4 separate regions of the Homo sapiens genome follow, and all the other regions are linked to region 2. The links are chromatin contacts, found by Hi-C or POLR2A ChIA-PET in ENCODE. All regions are on one chromosome and are shown on one strand. Each heading gives the region's core, a stretch centred on a gene start or an enhancer-like site at or near the end of the contact. The rest is flanking DNA. Distances are from core to core; before and after follow the strand shown.

Region 1 (3,815 bases), core at 1,292-3,791, 140 kb before region 2:
ACAGAGAGACATGGAACATGTCTCAAAATAATAAGAGCTATTTATGACAAACCCACAGCCAACATCATACCGAATGGGCAAAAGCTGGAAGGATTCCCTTTGAAAATCAGCACAAGACAAGGATGCCCTCTCTTACCACTCCTATTCAACATAGTATTGGAAGTTCTGGCCAGGGCAATCAGGCAAGAGAAAGAAATAAAAGATATTCAAATAGTCTTTTTTCTTTTTCTTTCTTTTTTTTTTTGACAGTGTCTTGCTCTGTCACCCAGGCTGAAGTGCAGTGGTGTGATCTTGGCTCACTGCAACCTCTGACTTCTGTATTCAAGCCATTCTCCTGCCTCAGCCACCTGAGTAGCTGGGACTACAGGCCTGTGCTACCACGCCTGGCTAACTTTTGTATTTTTAGTGGAGACGGGGTTTCACATATTGGCCAGGCTGGTCTTGAACTCCTAATCTCAAGTGATCTACCTGCCTAACTCAGTGTAGGTTGTTCCTCAGGGATAGTGAAAAGTTTGAGCTGATCCATTCAGATACCTTTACCTTCAGTTACTTTGGGAAGTAATTGGTTGCTGGGTTATTTCTGACCATGGCATGGGATGAAAAGAACTGCCATGAGAGGTTGGCACTGTGTTCCAGTATCTCTCTCAATTGTCTCAAAATATTTTTCAAATTTCAATTCCAATTGTAACTACCCTAGTGCATAATTTCATATTTTGATTACTTCAATTCAGTACCTTCTTGTCTGGCCTTCTTGCCTCTTTTTCAATGGTTCTCAGTTCTGGCTGCACATTGAAATCACCTGAGAGCTAAACTGCTAATGCCTGGTCTATCCCACAGAGATTTGTATTTAATTGGTCTGGGGCACAGCTTGAGAATATTAAAATCACCTTACATTCTAAGTACTCTCTAGATGATTCTAATGAGCAGCTAAGGTTGAGGGCCACTGCTCTTGTACAAGAGGGTCATCTTTTTTAACCTATCATCTGACGTGAGTGATATTTGAGAGGGAGAATGGATAAGACTTGGGAAGTGATCACATATTTAGCATGAGAAAGAAGATGAGTATAAGACATTGCATAGGCTTTGAGCTTTTGCAATGGATGGATGAAGGTGCCTTTTACTGAGATAGCAAAAATAGACATGCTGCTTAAGAGAAAAAATAAGGATTTAGTTTTGAACGAGAGAATTTGAGCAACCCATGGGGAAATCCCTTTGAAAATCACAATTGTTAGGAAATATCAGTGCTGACTAGAAATAAAATAGGAATGTATTCTCTATTGCTAAAAATAGTAAAGAATCCCTGCCAGGTGCTTAACTTTCGCTTACATATTTCTAGCAAAAGAGAATGAATTACTCATTCTATCTTTGGGCAGCTAAAATAGTTTGAAGGTTCTTCCTTATATTGACCCCGCATCTGCCTTGCTCCTAACCTCTGTCCAGTGATCCTTTTGATGTCTTTGGAGTTATTCACAACAAGTCTACTTTCTCTTCCATGAGATAGTCTTCAAGCCTCAGAAGAAATTTACTCTCAAGTGTTCTCTTCCTTGGGCCCATGGCCACCAGGTCCTCATTTAATATGCTTGCAATAACCATACTTTCTAACTCATCTTCTTATCAAGTCAGCTAAACATAAATGTTAATGAAATACCTTAGACCCGATAAGCATTTCCTAATCATGTCTTTATTTAATGACATTTAATATCCTAACTTAAAAAAACCTCATGATATATTTGCAGTATAGAAGAGGTGATATTGTCTGAAATAATGCTCTTCTTTTTTCTTTTATACTCCATTATATATTTTTAAAAATTACATTTAAAAATAGAAAATGTGTGTAAAAATACTTTATATTTTGTTGAATAAAATATTCTTATAATTGATTTAAGAATTAGCTCAACATGGTCAAGTATTTGATTGTTTTGTTTCAAGATTGATGATAATGGTTATTTAAAAGTCTGTAAAGTTATAGAAGAGAGGAGTCACTCAAGGACCAAACACGAGACTCATGCTATTTCTCTTGCAGAAGATTTAATCTTCAAGGATAAATGCGGCATTCAGTTTCCCACTGCTGCTAGTCCAGAAGGTATGCACACATTTGGATAACTGAGCTCCCTTTTCTTCCCTTGGAAACTGTTTTGAGCTCGGAATTTGTTGTTTAGATCATGATTTCATACGTCAGAGGATTGGAAGTCTCCTTTAGGTACTTGGCAGAGCCAGGACATTTTTCCATATATAGCTGGAAAAACCTTTCTTGCCCATTCTGGTTTGAAAGAATGTTATTAAAAGTTCATTCCTGCTTTCTTTTCTTTTTCTCTTTTTTTTTTTCCTTTTTTGCTAAGGAACAGAAGTGGGCACTAAAAATTCGTGCCTGGAAGAACTAAGACTTGCTCCAACATAGAGGACTGGCTGCGTGTTCTGAGAACCTCCCCTAGGTGTTCTCGGTCATTCCCTTTATAGCACTCACAGGCACATCTGTGGGTGGCAATTATTGATTCCTTCCTGGCCCACTTCCTCCTCATGGCTCTGGGAAGCCCCACAGGCTGACTTTGCAGAGATGAATCAAGGCAGTGGCTAATCTCCTGAGTCATGGCCAGAGGCTCTTTGGTTACTCTCTGAAGATGGGATCTGTTTACCTCAGAGTTCCCTCTCTGAGGGTATTTGGAATTTTGGATGGTGGCCTGGAATTCTGGAGAGTGGAGTTCTCTAGGGAAAAGTTGTGCTGGTAGCAGTCGGCTTATAAAGTTTATGCTGTCTGCCCTTTGATAAGGGTCATAGGATGTAGTAAATATTCTTTGGGAAAATAAAAAGTCCAGTGGACCCTCAATTCTGGCTTTGCAGGTACTGTGACCTCCAGGCATCAGTGTAGGGAAATGGGAAGTGAGCTCTCTTTGAATCTCTCCTTCATCTGCACCTATTGTGGTTCTACTCAGATTTCAAGCTGATCTTCAAGTGAGAGTGAGGCAGACTTTGTTTGAATCTTTGACTTTGGTCAAAGTGTGGCGCTTTGGTCAAGTTAACTTGCTTATTTGGACTTGCTTTCTTCATCTGTAAACTGGGGTTAACCATGCCTATTGCACAGGGATTTAGGTGAGGATTAAATGAGATTAGGTGGGTTAATGTATACAAGATGGTTAGCATATCTTCTTAGGAAAGCAAGTGTTTTTAGTGAAAAGGAGATGGATTTTGGAACCATTCATACTTCATTTCCCTGGTGGATCTCTTCTTTCCTAGCTGCACGATTGATCACTGAAGATGCCCAAGCATTTTGTTCTGTAACCTTTGGTTTCATCTTCTGTAAAACTGTACCATTCTCAGAGGACTGTTTTAAGATTTAAGTGGACCATCTTGTCCTACTTGGGCAGGAATTAGTAGACACTCAACAAATATTAGCTCACCTTCTCCAAGGGCTTTACCCAAGCCCTCCTTTTACCCCACGACCATCTCAGAGATGATTGCTCCTTTTCTTGCCCTTTCAGGTTTTTTGTTTGTTTATTTTTGTTTATCAGCTCACCTCAATATCTGGGTGAGAAACTCTGTTTCTTACTGCACATCAGTCTCTTCTCTACTTGATGGTCAATTGCTTTGAAGCAGAATCTTCATCCTATTCATCTCTGTTCTCACAGGCTTCTGATATCAAACCATATTCCTTTATTCCCGGCAACCCGAAAATATCCCCTTTCCCCTCAATTCCCTTAAACTTGAATTCCAGGTTAATTCAGAGTTAATTTCTTAACCTTTTCTGCCTGACTCAAATATCCTGCAATAAATGATGTGAGAAGTAAATAGCTTAGTGTTCAATGTAACGCATATTACAT
Region 2 (3,760 bases), core at 657-3,156:
AACCAATACAGGTTTCCCATAGTCCTTATTGGATATCATAGAATTTTTGATAAATATTTGTGAAATGAAGCAATGAGTAAAAATAAGGAATGTCATTTTGAAATGTGGGGCCTTTTCTGTGTCTCCTCAAATCCCACCTGGGAAGTGCTCACTCATTCCAGGTAAGACAGGCTTTGCTGATTCTGGGCCTTGGACTGGCAGGGAAGAAGGGACTGACTAGGTTAAGTATCTCCTCAAGGTGCTGGAGGCCTCTAAATAAAATGAGGTACCTCCCCCTTCATTCCTAGCCTGGAAGAAGACTGGAGCCTCGAGATTACAGTTATAGTCTCTGCTTATTATATAAAAGTAATCATATGCTATATATAGCCCATGATGGTATAAATGTTGTAGCTGAAGGGCAACTGACAAGAGAAGGCAGTGGAGACTTGGGAAAAAGTGGGATTTTAGGTCTGAGAGACCTTCAAGTTCTAGCCTGGGCTGCAGGATAGAACCCTAGGTTTGGTACTTTGACCCTCGGTTTGGTACTTATCCTCTTGAGGCCATATTTCATTATATAAAATGGGAAGTCAGTAATCTATAGTGAGAGCTACATGTAAGAGTGAATTTATCTTATGAACTAATCATTGGCCTTTTTTGCTGTCAGATCTATTCCTTTTCTCCCACTTCATTATCTGCATGGCTGAAGGTTCAACCCCTGCAGGCTGATTTCCTAGCTCTTTCCCAGCTGGGTTTAGCCAATGAGAGGCACTGGCAGGAGATGGGCAGGCAAGCACAGCTGCTGTGTTTGCTTTGTGGCTCCAGCTTGTGTAAGACAGGCCCACTGTGGTTCCAGCTTTTTCCATGACTCTGGCCCTTTGGTGCTGGTAATACCATCCTCTCCTTCTGTCCCTCCAGCCAAGGAGTGGTAGTAGCTACCTGCAGTTGTTAGCCTCCGGGTTGCCTCTTTATTCTCTTTTGGCTTCTTAGCTCTTTTAGCAGTGATGTATCTAAGTCACTGTATTACATTCCCTCTTTTTAGAATGTTGGAGTGGTTCCTATTTCCCTCATTGGACCCTTATTGATCCAGTCCATTTCGGTAATCTAGCTGTGAGCTGCAGTACTTCAACTAGGCTGGTTGTGATAGAAATAGAAAGGAAGGAGAGACCTGCCAAAGGAGAAAGAGAGCAGTAACCTATTAGATGGGGAAAAGATCAGGAGAAATAAAGCAATTCAGATAATTGTGACTGCCATTGTTGAAGACAGGCCTTTGGAAGGGGAACTGGTTTGGGTGTAGAACCAATGGGTTTTGTGTAGAGCATGTCAAAGAAGATAAACTTCATGATTTCACTGCCTTTCCCACTTCAGTGTATTGCAGCTGCAGGAGTATTTATGGAGTTGCCTTTCTCTCTTGGGAAAGGGTAAAAATGTTCAGAGGAAAGAGATCAGGGGTAGCTACACTTATGTCAGATAAAAATAGACTTTACGTCAAAAACTACAAAAAGAGGCAAAGAAGGTCATTACATAAGGATACAGAGGTTAATTCCTCAAGAAGACATAACAATTGCAAATATGTATGCACCCAACATCAGAACACCTAAATACATAGGTATAATAATGTGATTCAAGTCCAATATTCACACATTTACACATAGGTGTAAAAGTATAATTCAAGTCCAATATTTATTGATTTTTTGTTTAGATGATCTGAACAGAAAATCAATAAGTGTTGGACTTAAATTACATTTTCAACCAAATGGACCTAACAGACATATGCAGAATACTCCATCCAACAGCAGCAGAATACACCTTCTTCTCAAGTACACATGAAACAGTCTCTAGGATTGATCACATCTTAGGCGACAAGACAAGTCTTAACAAAATTCAGAGAGGACAGCAGTGTGTGGCCCAGAAGGGAATGCCCCCTGGTGGCTTGCTAAGCCTGGAACACATCTAACACCATTGACTCCAGCCCCATCTCTGTAACTTTTTTGGGAGTAGAATAGGAACCCATTCTTTGCCAGTTGGGCAGCAGCTCTTTACCAAGGGACCAAGATGAGCAGGCTGTTCCTTTTGTCAGTGCAACATTTGCAAGAGGAGTGCTGTGGGAGGAGATAAAAATTGACTTCCAAATGGCCAGCAAAATTTCAGAGACATTTTTGGGACTGGCTTTTAGGTTCAGACTTAATAAGTAAAACAGCAGATACTTAAGATTTTGATTTCCCTGTGGGTTAAGATAGTTCATAGTGGGGATGGCCAACATTGCTACAGCAAGCTGGAATCCACTTCCTCAATGTACTGGGGCATTATGGAAAATAATGATCTCTGAGGGAGAGAAATGATTCCACATCTTTGGGAACAATATCTAGATATATTAAGAAATGACCTCAGATGAAAAACAAATATAAAAACATTTTGGCAAATCAGAAGGTGCACATTATATGGCATTCATGATGTTTTATATAGTATATGTGTGTTGGGAAAGAAAAGAAGAGTCTAATAAATGAAGACAAACAGGAAACCCTTCCTAAACTCTCTTCCCAAATACTTCTTAGTCACGTTGTACAGGTCGAAGGTTCTGGGAAGAAACAGCTAGTGCTCTGACCTGCATTCTGCAAATATAACGTTTCCTGTTTTGTAGGAACTTGGGGCTGAAAAATGCATAAACCAATTGATTTAAACTCTTAAACCCATAATATTCACAAACCTCAAGGACTGCTGGTCAAAGCCTCTCTCTCTCTCTCTCTCTCTCTCTCTCTCTCTCTGTGTGTGTGTGTGTCTGTGTATGAGAGAGAGAGAAAGAGAGAGAGAGAGAGAGAGAGAAAGATCTATTGCAGATGTTCTTGGAGTATTACATTACATCTAATTTCCAGATAGTCTCCAGATAACTGAATAATTGATTCATGTGAATCTTAAATACATCAATATTCTGTAGTTTCTCAAACCTTTTATTTTGTTTTTTTTTTTTCAACTCTGAGTGAATTAGGTTTAGTTGGAGAAAACCGTTTATGTTATGTACTTCTAAAATATGATGAGGTGAAGCATGAAGCATGGTTCTCCTTGGAATGATGTTTACATTAATAAGGCTTTTTATCTCACAACGACATAGATAATATAAAATTAAAATCAACTGCTGATCTCAGGGAGCAAACAGATTTTTATGATAAGGATTGTATAGCCACCTTTACATCTTTTTCTTTCCTTTTAAATAAATGATGAAAGCTCCAGTGCTGTCATAAAATCACATTTATTTGTAGTGATAGGGATGAAATAATCACTGTTTCATCACCGTGATCAGCGGTCACATACACACAATGGAACCTGACATGCTGGCAGCCTCAGCTCATTACAGCTTTCCAACCAACCTCCAAGCTTATGGCTGGAAGTCAAATGGGGTGGGCAGGTTCCAAGTAGGAAAGAAAAATAATTGGCTTTGGAGATAAAGGGATTATTTAAATTTCCATATGAAATTTCCACAATTTCTTGGCTTCAAATTGAGAGGGAGTTACACTAAGATGCCTGTGTTTCAATTTTAAAATTAAAAGCATTCAAAGAAGTGGAGAAAATTATTATAGACAACAACCATTTCAATAACATTTCTCTGTCTTCATGTTGTTTATCACACTATTAATTACCTGCTAATTAAAAACAAAACAACTGGAAAATTCTAGCAACAGAATTTTTCATCAGGAAGGCTTTTGGTTTAATAATTTTTTTCTTATCCTTACAATATCAAGTTGTTCCCCTCCCCCCCATAAGGATTGATTAGTTTAAAAGATTGGTG
Region 3 (3,612 bases), core at 113-2,612, 220 kb before region 2:
CAGGCACAGTCTACCACAGATAGCTTATTTTTTTAAAGTTGTTTTTGTTGAGATGGAAGTCTTGCTGTGTTGCCCGGGCTGGTGTTGAACTCCTAAACTCAAGTGATCCTCCTGCCTTGGCCTCCCAAAGTGCTGGGATTATAGGTATGAGCCACTGTGCCTGGCTTTATTGAGCAGATTCTGTCAAGTATTAAGTATCAGTTTTTGTGAGAGATTAAAAAAAATCTAAATCATGATTTCTTCCCTGAAAGAATTTAGAGTCTCCTTGGAAAGGGAGGCCACTTGTGCATTAAAGTTTAAGGTTGCGGTTCAGAAGGTCAGAGTCATGGGGTTTGTGAGACTAATGACGAGTTAGGCTTTGAGGTGAAGATGGGATATCCTAATTTAAATGAGACTCTGGATCTCAGGACAAAAGACTGGCATGCTATCCAACATAAAGGGTTTTATATGCATTAATGATAAAAGCAGATGTTGGTACAATTTGTAAACTTTGCTCCCTAAATAGTAAGTATATTTTAAATATTCTACAAAATAATCAAGTTTGACAATAGTTTTCAGTTGCTACCTCTTTCTGTGGTCTCTGTCTGCTTAGCCGTTTTCTTGAAATCAGTGGCTTCTTAAAGGAAGAAGGACATCAGGAGTATGTTAGAATTGCGCCTCAAGATCAGCTGACTTCAGGTCATATATCTTCACCACTTTCTCCAGAGAAGATAGATATCAAAAATCCAACTTGGCTAAGCTAAGGATGGGAACTGAAGGATGAAGGATGGAGAGCCGGGATTGGGCCAGGCCTGTAGAAAGGCATCTAGTTATGACTGGCGGGTGACCCACTGAATCAACTAAGTGAGTGGATTGGTTTCAGTGCACAAAGTTAGTGTGTAAAATTGTTAACTAAAATTAGGTTTCTGGAAAAATTTTGGGATTTTATTACAAAAGCTATGTTAATCCTTAATTATCATAGGAATCATTTGGTGCATATTGAAAGTAGAAGAAGATATGCATCCAGTTAGAATATTATGCAATTTAGCATCACCAGGGAAGCGAAACAGCAGCATTTGTTTGAAATTGGGGGCTCCTTTTTTCCAATTACATTTTTCAAAGATTGCTATAAACTGTGATTTTTTTTTCAAAGAACAAATAGTCATTCCTATATTGAATTCAGCTGTGTGTTTAATAATTTTTACATTCTAAAATTTGTATGTGGTGTATAAAGTTTCTTTCCTCAGCAGCTGAAATTGATAGGTTAAGCTAAAGATGAAAATATCTAGCATTTGCTCTCGGCTTGAAGGGAGCGGCATGTTTCTCAGGAAGCTCTCGCCTGGGAGCTCAGTTTGTTTGAGTTCTGTTATTTCTAGTGATGCTAGCTAATCATCTTTTAGAGTTTCAGTTTCCCTTTGGCTATGTCAAGAGGTCGAGTGTTATAAACTGCCTTATGCTTTCCTCACTTAGATGGGAGGGCCCATGTAATTCTGCTTTCGAAGAGCATTTAGCTTCTCCAAAGAAAAACACTTAACCAACTAATGAATCATAAGAGTTCTAAATGCTTTTCTTAGTAATATCTCAGTTTTACTCTGTAGTGGCAGAAAAATTTAGACAGCTATGATTTCCTCAGTTTTAGTGTTGGAGAAGACTAAGGCTGGGATTTTTCAGGAAATGAATGATGTTTTAACTTGAAAAGTACTGGATCACAAAGAACATAACATGCGGTATGCTTTCAGTTTCTTTTAGAAAAAAAATCATGAATTGAAAAAGTTTTAATAGCTTTCCATGTATGCTAGGTATTTCTATACCATTCTGGAGACACTAATCAAAGGAAATATAAACACATATATCACAAAGGATTGAAATTTGACTTTAAGAGGGTGAGTGGCAATGGAGCTCCTCGATACACTTCCCGTTTCACAGGGGAAGAGATGGGAATTTGCAGAAAAACTGACTTAGTTCTGCCTGGATGTGTCAAGCCCATGAGCCAGAGCTGGTCACCATCCTGACCCACAGTAGAATCAGTGGTTCAGTTGTAATTTTCTCTCTGATTTATCTAAAGAGATCACTGTTAAGAATTCTGTTAGGAACCTGCTTTATCTTAGAAATATGACAATGAGTAAAATTGTGAAATTTTTACACTGTTTTGGTGCATATGCATTTATGTTGAATACTATTCAATGGAAAAGTATTGCCTTATATATCTGCTCTGTTCAGTTTTTGAATCTTTCATGCCGTTGTCAACTTTTACAAAAGAAGAATTTAATACCACATTATTTCTTCTTACATCTATTTTTGAAAAGCAGTTATTCTCAACACTACCCTAAATATTTAAAAAGAAAAACATTTCACTAACACAAGATTTTGCTATTTGATATCTCCCTGTCAAATCTGAACAGGGTACCTTTACAAAAATCTTTGAAAACAACCTTTAGAAATAGTCTGGAATCAGTTTATGTCAAACAAATGTATGCTCTAAATCAGCAGTCCCCAACCTTTTCAGCATCAGGGACTGGTTGCATGGAAGACTATTTTTCCAAGGGAAGGGGGGATTGTTTCAGGATGAAATTTCCACTTCAGATCATCAGGCGTTAGTTATTTTCTCATAAGGGGCATGCAACCTAGGTCCCTCACATGTGCAGTTCACAATAAGATTCGAGCTCCTGTGAGAATCTAATGCTGCCACTGGTCTGACAGGAGGTGGAGCTCAGTTGTTAATGCTCAGTTGCTCACCTGCAGCTCACCTTCTGCTGTGCCGTGCAGTTTCTGATGGGCCACAGACTGACACCGGTCCGTAGCCATGGGATTGGGGACCCCTCTTCTAAATAATAATTCTAACAAGCCACCTTAATATTCAATTCAAGAATGCAGTCCATGATCAAGTAAAATGTTGTTAGAAGAAACAGGTTTCATATTTCATATCTCCAGAGAGTCTTTAAGACCATTAGACTATTCAGCAAAATTATCCATATATGATTTTTATTTTTTGCTTCCCATTAGCCAAACCCACATATATTATTATTACTTTTTTAAAAACTGCATTAGTATGTTCTAAAGCTTCCTTTTCATTTCTTTTGTGGTTTTAATCTTTGGAGAGTGAGCTAGAAATACCCATTAGAGATGAATTCTAGGAAAATAAATGTAAGCAGTAACTCTGGCTCAATTTATTTTTCTTCTCTACAAGAACTGTTTAAAACCTGGCAGTGGAAGACTATTCTCTTGTCTACCAAGTATTATAGTAGGAAGTGCAAGGTCATCTCTAAATATAAAAGATTCTATGTTTCTAAGGAAAGAGTGTATCTTAAGAAGGGTAAATGAAATAGTTGGCTAGAGGGAAAGGGAAATTTCCTTATTTCACCCTGAAACTTGGCAGCATTTCTGAAACAGAGCTTGAAGCTTTGAGATGAATTAAAAAGAGTTTGTTTCACCTTCTATGGAAGCTCTTTTGCACCCAATTTACTTTTCCCCTGTCTGGTCAGGAAGGCACTTCATCATTAGAGATTTTGTAAAACTTCATCGGTTGATTAAAATGCAGATAGCATGCCTCTCGGTGAGAAAATAATTTTAATATTGTCAGTTTTAGAAATCTGCCTACATAAAACATACGTGAGAAAAAATGTGTTTTCAAAC
Region 4 (3,446 bases), core at 892-3,391, 170 kb before region 2:
TTACATTTTAAAATAACTTAAATGTAATTCCCTAGAGACCTGCATCCTTAGTTCCATTCTCTAAAGGGGAATTTCTTGCGTATCTTTCCAGACATATTTTATTAAGCATATACCATCTCAGATCTTTGGGTGTGATCTCCATGTATATTTTTCATAGGCAAATGAGGAGTAAACTACAATATATTCTGCTTTTTAAAAAAAGCATACTGTTTTACATTGGAGTGTAGTGTTTTATTGTATGAAGTACCCCAAATTCAGTTAATTCTGAGGGAGGGGAGACATTTGAGTTGTCTTCAGTATTTTGCTGTAATAGCTGATGCTCTTAGGAACATCTTTTACAAGATGATCATTTTTTTCTTTGCTCACATAAATAAAATAAATAACAAATTCCAAGGAGAGGAATTGCTGTGTTTAAGGCTGTGTTTAGTTCTGCTAAATATTGTAAAATCGCCCTCAAAAAACTTTTAACACATGCACTCCCCACTGATGGTATATGAGAGTAACTTTTTCCTATACCATGGTCAATTCGGTATATGAAAAATTTTGATCTTATTTTAAAATATTGTTGATTTGTATAAATTTCAGAGGTACAAGCACAGTTATGTTACATGAATATATTGGTAATCGTGAAATCTGGGCTTTTAGTGTAGCCATCACCCATACTTTGTACCCATTAAGTAATTTCTCATGCCTCATTCCCTCCCACCATTCCGAGTCTCCAGTGTCTATTATTTCATACTCTATGTACAAGCACATGAACAATTTAAAAAGTTTTGTTAATAAGATAGGGAAAAGGCCTGGCTCAGTTGCTCATGCCTGTAATTCCAGCACTTTGGGAGGCTGAGGATCACTTGAGCTCAGGAGTTCGAGACCAGCCTGGGCAACATAGTGAGACCCTGTCTCTACCAAAAATTAAGTGCGGTGGTGTGTGGCTCTGGTCCCAGGTACTTGGGAGGCTGAAGTAGGGGGATTGTTTGAGCCTGGAAGGTTGAAGCTGCAGTGAGCTGTGATTGTGCCACTGGACTCTAGCCTGGGCGACAGTGAGACACTGTCTGAAAAAAAAAAAGGAAAAAATCTTATTTTTACTAGCGGTCATTTAATTGAGATTGAGCATTTTCCCCCCAAGTGTTTCAAAGCTATTAGCAATAATTTTTTTTGTGTGTAAACTCTCTGGTTGTATTTCTCACCTAACTTCATTGAATTGTTGGTCTTTTTCTTTTCTTTTTTTTAATTTGTAAAGATTCCTCATATGTTAAAGATAGGTAATTAACCCTTTCTGCCATATGTGTTTCAAATATTTGTTCCCAGTTAATTGTTATGGTGTTTATGAGCAACCGTCTACATTAAATTAGGTGAAAGTGGGCTTCATTAGAAACATTAAGGGCTTATGAACTGGCAGAACAGCATGGAGAGAGAGCAAGAAATTGAGAGAAAAGGTCAGAGGTTGAGTCATGGAGCTGGGGCTTTCTAGCTTTATGATCCTGGACAATCACTTAATGTCAGGAGACCTCAGTTTCCTCAACTATAGAGTGAGGATAATTACAATACTTCCTCATAGAGTCATAAAGATTTAGTGACATCATGCATGTTAAAGTGCTCTATACATAAGACTAAGTGAATATTAGTTTTTATTACTGAACTATCTTGCATATTGGAATACAATACTTCAGGAAATAGAAATTTCTGTCTTCAATTATTTTTTGAAAGACAAAACTAATTTTTATATTTCAGATGTTTTTCTGCTGTTAGCATATCTCATGATTCCTGCTGATTCCATAATTAAGGAAGACAAATTTCTTTCTAATATTGGAATTAGAAATAAAAGATATGATTATTAAATGCTAATGAGTAATAAAGGATTATATGATACTAGTATTGAAAAGTAAATTAATTATATTAAAATGATAAGGCTAAATCTTATTTCCTTTTTCAAAATGTCAGTGGAAAAATTTGCTAAAATGCAGTTCTTTTATTTGCAGTTTTTTTAGATCATAAAAATAGAATGTTTTCAGTTTTGTATATGTGTAAAGTGAATGTGTAGAATTAGAGCTTTAAAAATTTTTGATCTGGAAACAACCTAGACATCATCTAGCCCCGGGCTTGTTTTTACAGATGAGGAAGTGAGAAATTCCGAGAAGCATAGTGACTAGTGAGTCATGTGGCCATTGCAGAACAAAAGGGAAGAAATTTTCTGTCTCCTGTCTCCCAGTGTAGGGCCCCTTTCACTGTCCTATGTCATTTGGATGCATAGGTTGCATTTCTGCTACATGTTTGGGGTTTATGACACTAGCTATACTCCTTAAACTTGTTAAATGAACAGCCATGGTTTTCTAGCCTAGAGGGAAATAAGTTGTACTCAAACTCTGCTCTTTTGGAGATATGATTTTGAGCTGCTTTAACCAAAAAAAAACAGGCTTTAAAAGCTCTTCCTATACTTCTGCTTACACTGAGTTTTAATATTCTGTCAAACATTTTAAACTTTTTTCTCCGATTTACTTCAGGTTTTCATAGAGTAAGGACATTTTAGAAGAACCCAAGAAGCAAATATGTTCAAGTTTTTAGGCTACACCAACACACATTTTTTCTGTTGATATTCAAGCATAATATATATTTAAAGCATTCAAAGTTGATCCAAACTATAATAAAATCCTAGCATGGCTAGCAAATTTATTTCAGTTTTTTTTTCTTGCAAATCTTAGTTTTGTTTGTGTTTTAGGCTAAATGTTAAAATTAAGGAAATAAATACCAATAAATTGACATGTTCTTCCTGTGGTTGGTGTGATTTTAATTTTAATTTATTTTTCTTTAAGCTATCTTGAGTTCATGTAAAATATTAATTGAAATGAAAGTTGCTTGTAGGTTTCTTATATAGTATAAGAAAAAAGACTAGAGATATCCCTCCACCTCCCCATTCATCTTTCTTATAGCAGAAGCAGTGCCCCAATTTGGTGATAGTAAGAGAAGGTCATTGACATCAGCTTGCATACGCAGCTTTGGTATCATGCTAAATAGAATAAGACAGTATTTAATAAATTCATCTTGGACAGTGAACACTTTGAAAGGTGAGAGAAGAGCCAACAGGGAAGGTGAAATGAGTTTGGAAGCTGATTTTCACAACTGAAAAAATTGACAACAGATAGTTTCTTTATGCTGAAACTAATTGGTATTGTCAAAATTGAGCTATATCATTTCCACTGGAAGCCACAGTTCTTATTAGAAAAGTGTTATGAGATAAGATATTTAAGGCTATTTAAATATTCGTATGAATCCCAGACAGTAGGAGGAACAGTTGTGAGAGCCAGTTGCTAAGGACAACCCATTTCCTACTTTCTTCTTCTCCCTCTTAGCAGCAACACCAACCTTTGGATCACTGCCAACCTTTGGAAATCCCTGTCCTTGGAAGGAGAATAAATGAAGCCATCATTTACTGTAACAGCATTTATTCC

What was found. A loop is a pair of places that touch in the nucleus more often than their neighbours do. ChIA-PET counts read pairs that join two places held with the same protein, here RNA polymerase II (POLR2A). Pooled maps may share reads with other maps.
Region 1: a pooled map shows a loop between it and region 2 (2.4-fold over the local background). The contact joins two enhancer-like sites. A Hi-C loop is called at or near these places in 5 of 50 pooled maps. POLR2A ChIA-PET finds 5 or more read pairs at or near these places in 2 of 52 experiments (HEK293T and activated CD4-positive, alpha-beta T cell).
Region 3: a loop to region 2 is called in a map of CD4-positive, alpha-beta T cell, with 10 times the contacts of the local background. The contact joins two enhancer-like sites. A Hi-C loop is called at or near these places in 2 of 168 maps with a recorded cell type or tissue (CD4-positive, alpha-beta T cell and naive thymus-derived CD4-positive, alpha-beta T cell) and 8 of 50 pooled maps. POLR2A ChIA-PET finds 5 or more read pairs at or near these places in 2 of 52 experiments (activated CD4-positive, alpha-beta T cell and activated T-cell).
Region 4: a loop to region 2 is called in a pooled map, with 3 times the contacts of the local background. The contact joins two enhancer-like sites. A Hi-C loop is called at or near these places in 1 of 168 maps with a recorded cell type or tissue (GM12878), 2 of 37 single-sample maps with no recorded cell type and 12 of 50 pooled maps. POLR2A ChIA-PET finds 5 or more read pairs at or near these places in 2 of 52 experiments (HEK293T and activated CD4-positive, alpha-beta T cell).

What each region holds. Positions count from the first base shown.
Region 1 is chr2:197,907,015-197,910,829 of GRCh38, forward strand. The region is part of intron 1 of PLCL1 (phospholipase C like 1 (inactive)); the gene reads left to right. Among named protein-coding and RNA genes, the nearest start is that of PLCL1, 100 kb to the left of the region's middle. RefSeq lists an enhancer at 1,885-3,084. Within about 2 kb of position 2,542, at least 2 of the 41 ENCODE cell types and tissues checked have a DNase peak (open chromatin) inside an H3K27ac peak, as active enhancers do.
Region 2 is chr2:198,052,590-198,056,349 of GRCh38, forward strand. The region is part of intron 1 of PLCL1 (phospholipase C like 1 (inactive)); the gene reads left to right. Among named protein-coding and RNA genes, the nearest start is that of PLCL1, 250 kb to the left of the region's middle. Within about 2 kb of position 1,907, at least 3 of the 41 ENCODE cell types and tissues checked have a DNase peak (open chromatin) inside an H3K27ac peak, as active enhancers do.
Region 3 is chr2:197,836,834-197,840,445 of GRCh38, forward strand. All of the region lies in intron 1 of PLCL1 (phospholipase C like 1 (inactive)), which reads left to right. Among named protein-coding and RNA genes, the nearest start is that of PLCL1, 34 kb to the left of the region's middle. Within about 2 kb of position 1,363, at least 5 of the 41 ENCODE cell types and tissues checked have a DNase peak (open chromatin) inside an H3K27ac peak, as active enhancers do.
Region 4 is chr2:197,887,035-197,890,480 of GRCh38, forward strand. All of the region lies in intron 1 of PLCL1 (phospholipase C like 1 (inactive)), which reads left to right. Among named protein-coding and RNA genes, the nearest start is that of PLCL1, 84 kb to the left of the region's middle. RefSeq lists enhancers at 1,973-2,062, 2,323-2,372. Within about 2 kb of position 2,142, at least 2 of the 41 ENCODE cell types and tissues checked have a DNase peak (open chromatin) inside an H3K27ac peak, as active enhancers do.